Linked DNA regions of Homo sapiens: region 1 is linked to region 2. The links are chromatin contacts, found by Hi-C or POLR2A ChIA-PET in ENCODE. All regions are on one chromosome and are shown on one strand. Each heading gives the region's core, a stretch centred on a gene start or an enhancer-like site at or near the end of the contact. The rest is flanking DNA. Distances are from core to core; before and after follow the strand shown. Region 1 holds the start of SNX29-AS3 (SNX29 antisense RNA 3). Region 2 holds the start of RBFOX1 (RNA binding fox-1 homolog 1).

What was found. Hi-C counts contacts between places; a loop is a spot of excess contacts on that map. ChIA-PET counts read pairs that join two places held with the same protein, here RNA polymerase II (POLR2A).
Region 1: a map of transverse colon shows a loop between it and region 2 (17-fold over the local background). The contact joins the promoter of SNX29-AS3 here to the promoter of RBFOX1 in region 2. A Hi-C loop is called at or near these places in 1 of 168 maps with a recorded cell type or tissue (transverse colon). POLR2A ChIA-PET finds 5 or more read pairs at or near these places in 1 of 52 experiments (activated CD8-positive, alpha-beta T cell).

What each region holds. Positions count from the first base shown.
Region 1 is chr16:12,609,561-12,613,269 of GRCh38, forward strand. SNX29-AS3 (SNX29 antisense RNA 3) reads right to left here and starts at 1,582. Exons shown (of 4, transcript XR_007064988.1): 1 at 1,178-1,582. RefSeq lists a cis regulatory region at 3,046-3,425 and an enhancer at 3,586-3,709.
Region 2 is chr16:6,017,683-6,021,426 of GRCh38, forward strand. It overlaps RBFOX1 (RNA binding fox-1 homolog 1), which reads left to right and starts at 1,342. Exons shown (of 16, transcript NM_018723.4): 1 at 1,342-2,310.

The DNA of each region.
Region 1 (3,709 bases), core at 332-2,831, 6.6 Mb after region 2:
GGAGTTGAACAATGAGAACACATGGACACAGGAAGGGGAACATCACACACTGGGGCCTGTTGTGGGGTGGAGGGAGGGGGAGGCATAACATTAGGAGATACACCTAATGTTAAGCAAGTTAATGGGTACAGCACAGCAACATGGCACATGTGTATTTATGTAACAAACCTGCATGTTATGCACATGTACCGTAAAACTTAAAATTATTGCCATTTAATGGATGGGGGAACTGAGGCCCAGATAGATTAAAAGGTTGAAGCTAATCCGTATACAAGTTTGGGTTAAAGTTCTGGCCTGTGGCTCACATGGCTTTTTTATATTTTGTTTGTATTTTTGAGACAGGTTCTTGCTCTGTTACACAGGCTGCAGTGCAACGGCACAATCATAGTACACTCCAGCCCCTACCTCCTGGGCTCAAGCCATCCTCCCTCAGCCTCCCAAGTAGTTGGGATTACAGGCACATATTGCCACACCCCATTAATTTTTGTGTTTTTAGTGGAGACAGGGTTTTGCCTTGTTTCCCAGGATGGTATCAAACTCCTGAGCTGAAGCCATCCTCTTGCCTCGGCCTCCCAAAGTGCAGGTGTTGTGTGAGCTACTGTGCCCAGCTATGCGTGCCTTGTTTATCCACAGAAGTGGTCAGAAAGCTTCCTGGGAGCAGGGCTGTGGGTTAAGGCTCTGACCAACCCACGCACATTCCCCATCTCCAAACACAATGAGCCCGTAGCAATGAACCCTTGTTAGCCGATTTCATCAACTGAATGCACTTTCCTCAGATCTGATTAGACAAACAGGCTAGCCTGAATCCCAGCTGGGGTGGGAAAGAGACACAGGGAAACAAAACACAACCGGCTATAAGCCAGGGGATGGCCAAGTATTTCTGTAAAGGGCCAAATATTTTTAGGTGCAGATCATGAGATTCCCATTGCCAACTATTCAACTGATGCGTGGACAAGGCTGTGTTCCAACTCACCTTTATTTACTAAACAGGTGGGCCAAAGTTTGCTGACCTCTGCACACTATGATCAATCTATTGAAAGCCAGTCATGGGGATGGGGGTACCTGTTAGATCTGAAAAAATGAGATCTGTCTCTGTTCTTTATAAAGTGGGGGAGGAAGGGCGGTATGGTAAGAAAATGAACAAATTCTGTGCTGAAGACTGAATAATGGTATTTACCTTTGATTTCTTGTTTACTGCATGTCAGGTGCCGTACATTATTCGCTGTAAGCCTCAAAAACTCAGGAAGATTTAGCCCCATTCTCCAGATAAATGAAGTGGCTCAGAGATGTTAAGTTGCTGGAGATCACATAGGCAGGATTCTAACACGAAAGCTTATTCTCATTTCGCTATGTTCCACTGGGCCTGATCCAGTCTCAGCCTCAATTCTCCTGTTTGGGTGGTGCTATGTTATCCAGCAAGATGACCCTGCAAAGTCAATGCTGTGTATTCAAGGCACAATAGACAGTCTTCTAGAGGCAGTAGCCTCCACCTAGCACAATATGGTGACAAGGTAGCCCAAGCTGTCTGACCACTTCAGCCCAAATAATTTCACACAAGCATGAAAATTAGAGAAGATGTCATAATGGTGTCAGAGGGATTTGAACCAGAGCAACTCCATCTTGGGTAGGAGCTGGATAAAATGAGGCTGAAACTATTGGGCTGCATTCCCAGACGCTTAAGACACTTAGTCACAGGATGAGATAGCTGTATCTTGTGCCGACCTGTTTGCTGATAAAACAGGTTGCAGTAAAGAAGCCGGCCAAAACCCACCAAAACCAAGATGGTGCTTAAAGTGGCCTCTGACCGTCCTCACTGCTACACTCCCACCACTGCCATGACAGCTTACAAATGCCATGGCAACATCTGGAAGTTACCCTATATGGTCTAAAGAGGGGAGGTATGAATAATCCACCCCTTGTTTAGCATGTCAAGAAATAGCCATAAAAAAAGGCAACCAGCAGCCCTCAGGGCTGCTCTGTCTATTGAGTAGCCATTCTTTATTCCTTGATTTTCTTAATCACCTTGCTTTCACTTTACAGACTTGTGCTTTCTTTCTTTCTTGCAGGAGATCCAAGAACCATCTCTCTCGGGACTGCATCAGGAACCCTTTCATGTAACAATAATGGTAGAAGCACCTGGGATTTGGGAAAATCTTGGAGAGTACTTTGAATTTCTAAAAACCCATGAAAAGGGAGATTTTAAAAATTCACCAAGTGTTACCTAGATCTTTAGGGGTCCAGAGATGCCAACTAGTTTTGGGGCTCCACACCACAATGCAATAAAAAAAATGAGGCTGCTTTGGTCGAAAAGGGAGGTAACAATGTTACAGGCAAGGGGTCCTGATCCAGACCCCCAAGAGAGGCTTCTTGGATCTCGTGCACAAAAGAATTCAGGGGCAAGTCCACAGTGCAAAGCAAAAGTATGTTTATTAAGGAAGTAGCCTAAGTACTGTTAGCCATAGAGTAGGGCATTCCCAAAAGAAAGGGGAATGCATCCACTCTAGGTACAATGCTTGTTTATAGAGAATAAAAAAGATCATGAGGGGCCGGGCATGGTGATTCACGCCTGTAATCCCAGCACTTTGTGAGGCTGAGGTGGGGGGGATCACTTGAGGTCATGCGTTTGAGACTAGCCTACACAACATGGTCAAACAGTCTGTACTAAAAAATACAAAAATTAGCCAGGGGTGGTGGCACGTGCCTGTGCGCCCAGCTACTTGGGAGGCTAAGGCAGGAGAATTGCTTGAACCCGGGAGGTAGAGGTTGCAATGAGCTGAGACTGCACCATTGTACTCCAATCTGGACAACAGAGCAAGACTGCATCAAAAAACAAAACATCTTGATGAGAGACATGCTCTGCTACAAGGATTTGTAATAATTCTTAATTACTACATTTTACAAGAATCAGTATTATCTTCGAAGCGAAATTACGAATCCTTCTGTTCAAGGTATCAGGATAACATGACACTCCCACATCTGGGTCTCTTTAGTAAGCATTGAAGGATGTAATACCTCTTCCAAGATTTTAGCCTGTCAATTGTTAAGTACAATGAGTTCTGACATCCCATCCAAAGAGCCAATCTATCAGTACACGTTCGGCTCCCGTTTTGTCCATTTTAAAGTTTAACTTCCTCGTTCTCATCTCCTTGCCCCTAGTTTCAGTAAACAAGCTTTTCCACCAGTTCTAATCAGTAGGTCACATGTGTTGCCCTGGTCACCTACTCCATCCTGAGTCAACGCTGGTTACCTGCTCTGACTTCAATCATCGTGAGTCACCGGTTCTGTAGCAGTCATTCCTGCTTCTCAGACTTGTACCCACTGCTCTTTAAAATAGCCATTCGGAATTAGCTTACACTGTGGTCCAACCCTAGCCAATAGGGGAATGACAGCAGTAGAGGCTACCTGTCTCAGAAATAAGAACCCCTTCCTCTCCCTTGGTTCAGCTGTGCTCTCGCCATTGCTCCATCTGTAAGTCACCCTTCTATAGAAGTAAAATTGCCTTGAGGAAATTTTCAAGTGCTATTTCTTTTGTGGCATCAATAATTTTTAAGTGTTATTAATCTGTTCCCTTAACCAGAAACATCTAGAGGCCAAGAATAGCTACCAGTCCAGAATGCCGCCTCCCAAGTTCCAGCCTCATTTTCCTAGCCCTCATTCAGGACGGAGTTGCTCTGGTTCGAATGCCTCTGATAACAGACCCAAGAAGTTT
Region 2 (3,744 bases), core at 92-2,591:
TTTAAAAAGTAATATAGTTATAGGCAGAAGTTCCCTTTCTTTTATTCTGAGGTTGAAAGAAACCGCAGCCCGATAGGATTGCAAGAGGAACCCTTAAGGAATCTGCTCCTTGATGGGCGCTAGGAAATACACGTACATCTAGTACAAAGGAATGCACATCACATGGCCCCCTGTTTTGGAAAGCTTACAGCATTTCTTATAAGAGGATCCATGGTATAAGTGCAAACACAGTCACATCACAGGATGGGAAAATGAACAGGCGCCTCAGATCAAGTGCTCAAGGCTGGAATCTGGCCTTGTCCAATGCCACCTGCCCTTCAGAAGGCAGGGTGGTGCCACATAAAATGAGGTAGACTGCCTGGGGAGTCCTGGTTCCTTGCCAGCTATGTGACCTTGAACAAATTACAACTCACTGAACCTCAGACTGACTTTATTGTACAACAAAACCCCCTGGAATATTTGTGGAAAAAAGAGGAAGGGAGAAAGGAAGGAAGGGAGGAAAGGAGGAAGGAAGAAAGGGAGGGAGGAAGGAAGGGAGGGAGGGAAAGGAAAAGGTAGGGGAAGAGCAGAGTTTCTCACTCCAGTCCAGAGTGGGACCCAGGAAGGGAGAAATATTGCTTTAATCTCTCTAAGCATCTGTGAAATGGATAAACCTCCAGTATCTACTTCCAGTTGTTGAAAAGACTCCATGTAAAGTGCTTAAAACAGCATCTGGTGGAAAGTAAATGCTTATTAAGTGCTAGTGTGTATTAAGGCGTCATGGGGCTTCTGGCTGTAAGACATCTGCTAGGAGGACAATCCCTAGACCCCTTCAGCGTCCATTGCGGGAGTAGGTGGCCAGGAAGGGGGCAGGACAGGAGAGGCCCAGCTGTGCGGGGTGGGGGCGTCCCAGGCCAGCCGCACCCACCCCAGCCCTGCATCCCATCCAGCCTGGAGAACTTTTTGAATCTTGGATAGGGCTCGATCTCTGCCTGGCCGGAAGATTTGAAGACTTGCCAGAAAACTTCCTCAGAGAAGAAATGGACTGGGGCAAGAAGCTGCCTCCACTTGGCGTCTCTAGTGGGGGATTTGTCTACTTTGATTGGGGTTGGGAGGAGGGCGCTGGTGCTCAATGAGTGAGCCCACCTGGGGACTACCAGGACGAGGACGGGCGCAGGTGAAAGTCCTGGGCTCATTGCCCCAGCATCCAACTTTCACCCTCTGTCCCCTTTAGGCCAGGAGACCAGGGTACCGGGTCGCGTGTCCGCCGCCGCCGCCCGCTGGAATCCAGGGCTGCACGCGTGACCGCGGCGGCGGCGGCGCTGGCGAGGGGAAGGGGGAGGGGGCGCTCCCTCGCGCACCAGATTATTTTTGGCTCCGCAGCCGGGGCTGCTCGCTGCTTGTCGCGCGCTCACACACACACAGACACACACGCACACACACACATGCACACATTTTCTCGCGCTCTCTCCGGCTCTCCTTTGTTTATTTTCTAATCTATATTTTTACTGGAAGATTTCCTCTTTATTCTCTCCCGCCCTCCTACAAGCGCTCTTGCTGGCCGTCTGGGTGCACACACCGCTCCCTCGATCACCCCAGCCCCCTTCCTGGTCTCCCGAGCGCGGGGTTTGAAGGTCACCTCCTTTCCAGTCCCCGTGCGAGCCGCGCTGCCGCCGCCTCCTCCAGCCAGAGTCGGTGGGACTGGCTGCGCTGCCCTGAAGTGGTTCTCCAAGCAGCGCGGAGGGTGGCGGACGGCGGACGGAGCCCAGGGGCCGCGTCGGGTGGGGAAACCCGAACTCGCGGAGGGGAATCCCTCCCCCTCCGCCCCAGCCCCCCAGCAGCACCCGCGGTGGGGCGGGGGCGCTCTGCCAGCCCCGGGAACAGCAGAGGCGGCGGCACTGGCTGGACCCACGCGCGCGCCTCCGGGGCTGAAGAAGGAAGGAGTGAGCCGAGCCGAGCACCCCACATCTGGAGGGGACAGCCAGCCGTGGGCCCCGCCCCGGCGTCCGGAGCAGGAGAACTCCGAGCTTCTTGCCCAGGCAGAGAGAGCAGGAGCGGACCGCGCGCCCGGGATTGAGAGTCCTTGCGCTCCAGACCCCCACCCAGTGGCCGCCAGGGTCCCCGCCTGTCCGGACCCTCGCCGCGCCCAGGCAGGCGCGCCAGGGCGGGGCTGACCTGCCCGCGAAGTTGCGGACAGTGCGTGAGAAACCAGCACCCCCTTCCGCCGCCTCCAGCTTATGGTGAGTGTGGCTGGGGGTGCAGAGAGCGCACGGGAATTCGGGGGTCTGGGGCCGAGAACGTGACCGCAGCCGGGCTCGCCGGGAGTTCTAGGTAAGTCCAGGCGGAGTCATTGCCTCTGCACCCACCCTGACCTGGTGGGTCAGGTCCAGAAGGTCTCATGGAGGGAAGCGCTAGGTCCCCGAGAACTGGCCTCCTCCTAGCGCCAGTCTGGGCGCTCTGGACGGGAACTTTTTCAGGGTGTGTGGAAAGATCTCGAGGCGTGTCCCCCCCTACCCCCAGGAGGCCGAGACCCTGAGCCCCCTTGTGCGTCGCTTCCAGAAGCACGTCCTTCCTTGCCCCAGAGCGCCCCTCCGAAGCATCCAGGCTACCTCGTCCGTCCTCCTGGGAGCGAGTCCTAGGTGCCAGGAGCAGCGGGAGCCTGCCTGCGCACTTTGATTAGTCTCCCTGGCCGGCTGCAAGCGTGCACTCAGCGCGCCCCCGGACCGCTGCCTCCGCCCGCAGGGTGTGCAGGAGGAGGCATCTTAGTGACCCGGGAGGGTGTTTAGGTGCCCCGAACCCCTTGTGGGAGGAGGGGAAGAGAAGGCTCACTTATGTGGAGAAAGCGCCGCTGTGTTTACTGGCACTGGAATCGATGCCCCGCGGTGCCACCTCGACCCCAGGGGAGGGGGCCAGCCGGGAAACCTGCGAATGGGAAACTCCTACTGTGCCCCTGGTTCCTGGGAGCCTTAGAGAACCTTCACCCCAGAGAAGGAAACACAGGGGTAGCAGATCTTAGCCCTGTGTTGTTGTGCAGGCCAGGGGGGGGCTTGTCAGCTCCAATCAACCAATTGTCCAGCTATGGAAGCGAGGGCGGGGCTAGTGGGGCGCCGCTCCCATCTCCCCACCGCCCAGGAGGCCACTTGGCTGTGAGCTCCTGGAGCCTCCCTGGCGCCAGCTGCGGGGACCAGGTGTCACGCGGAGCCCGGAAGCTGTCCACTCAGCAAGGGAGGGGAAGACCCCGATCTAACCTTGTCCTGGAGCCCCCAGCTCCATTCCTTGCTGCCAGGGAATGGTCAGGGGGCTGGGAGAGCTCATCGCTCCTGTGTGGGCCAGAGCTGGGGTGCACCTGCTGGCACTGGAACATCTGGGGTGCGGCTACTGAAGAGCTTGGAAATCCTGGTCAGGCAGTCCGGGCAATTGGCACCCCAAAGGCGGATCTTTTCAGTTGAACTTGAAAAGAAGTGGGGGAGTGTGGTGAAATAGCTTTGTTGAGTTGAAACATCATGTCTCCTAACTTGGGTTTTCCTTTATTAGAATAATGATTGTTTATTTTTATTTTTAAACTCCGTTGTGCAGAGAGGCCTGGCCTTGACAGCCCAAGTTTAGGACATGCCCCAGCCTGCCATCCCTTCCCTGCCCCCTGTCCTAGTTCATCTCCCCTCCATTTATCATTTTATCTTTGTTACAAAAGAGAGAAAAAAAAGATGAGAGGGCCTGGATTCTTTCAATTTTTAAGTGACCACAGAGGCCCCGGCTGGAGCTACT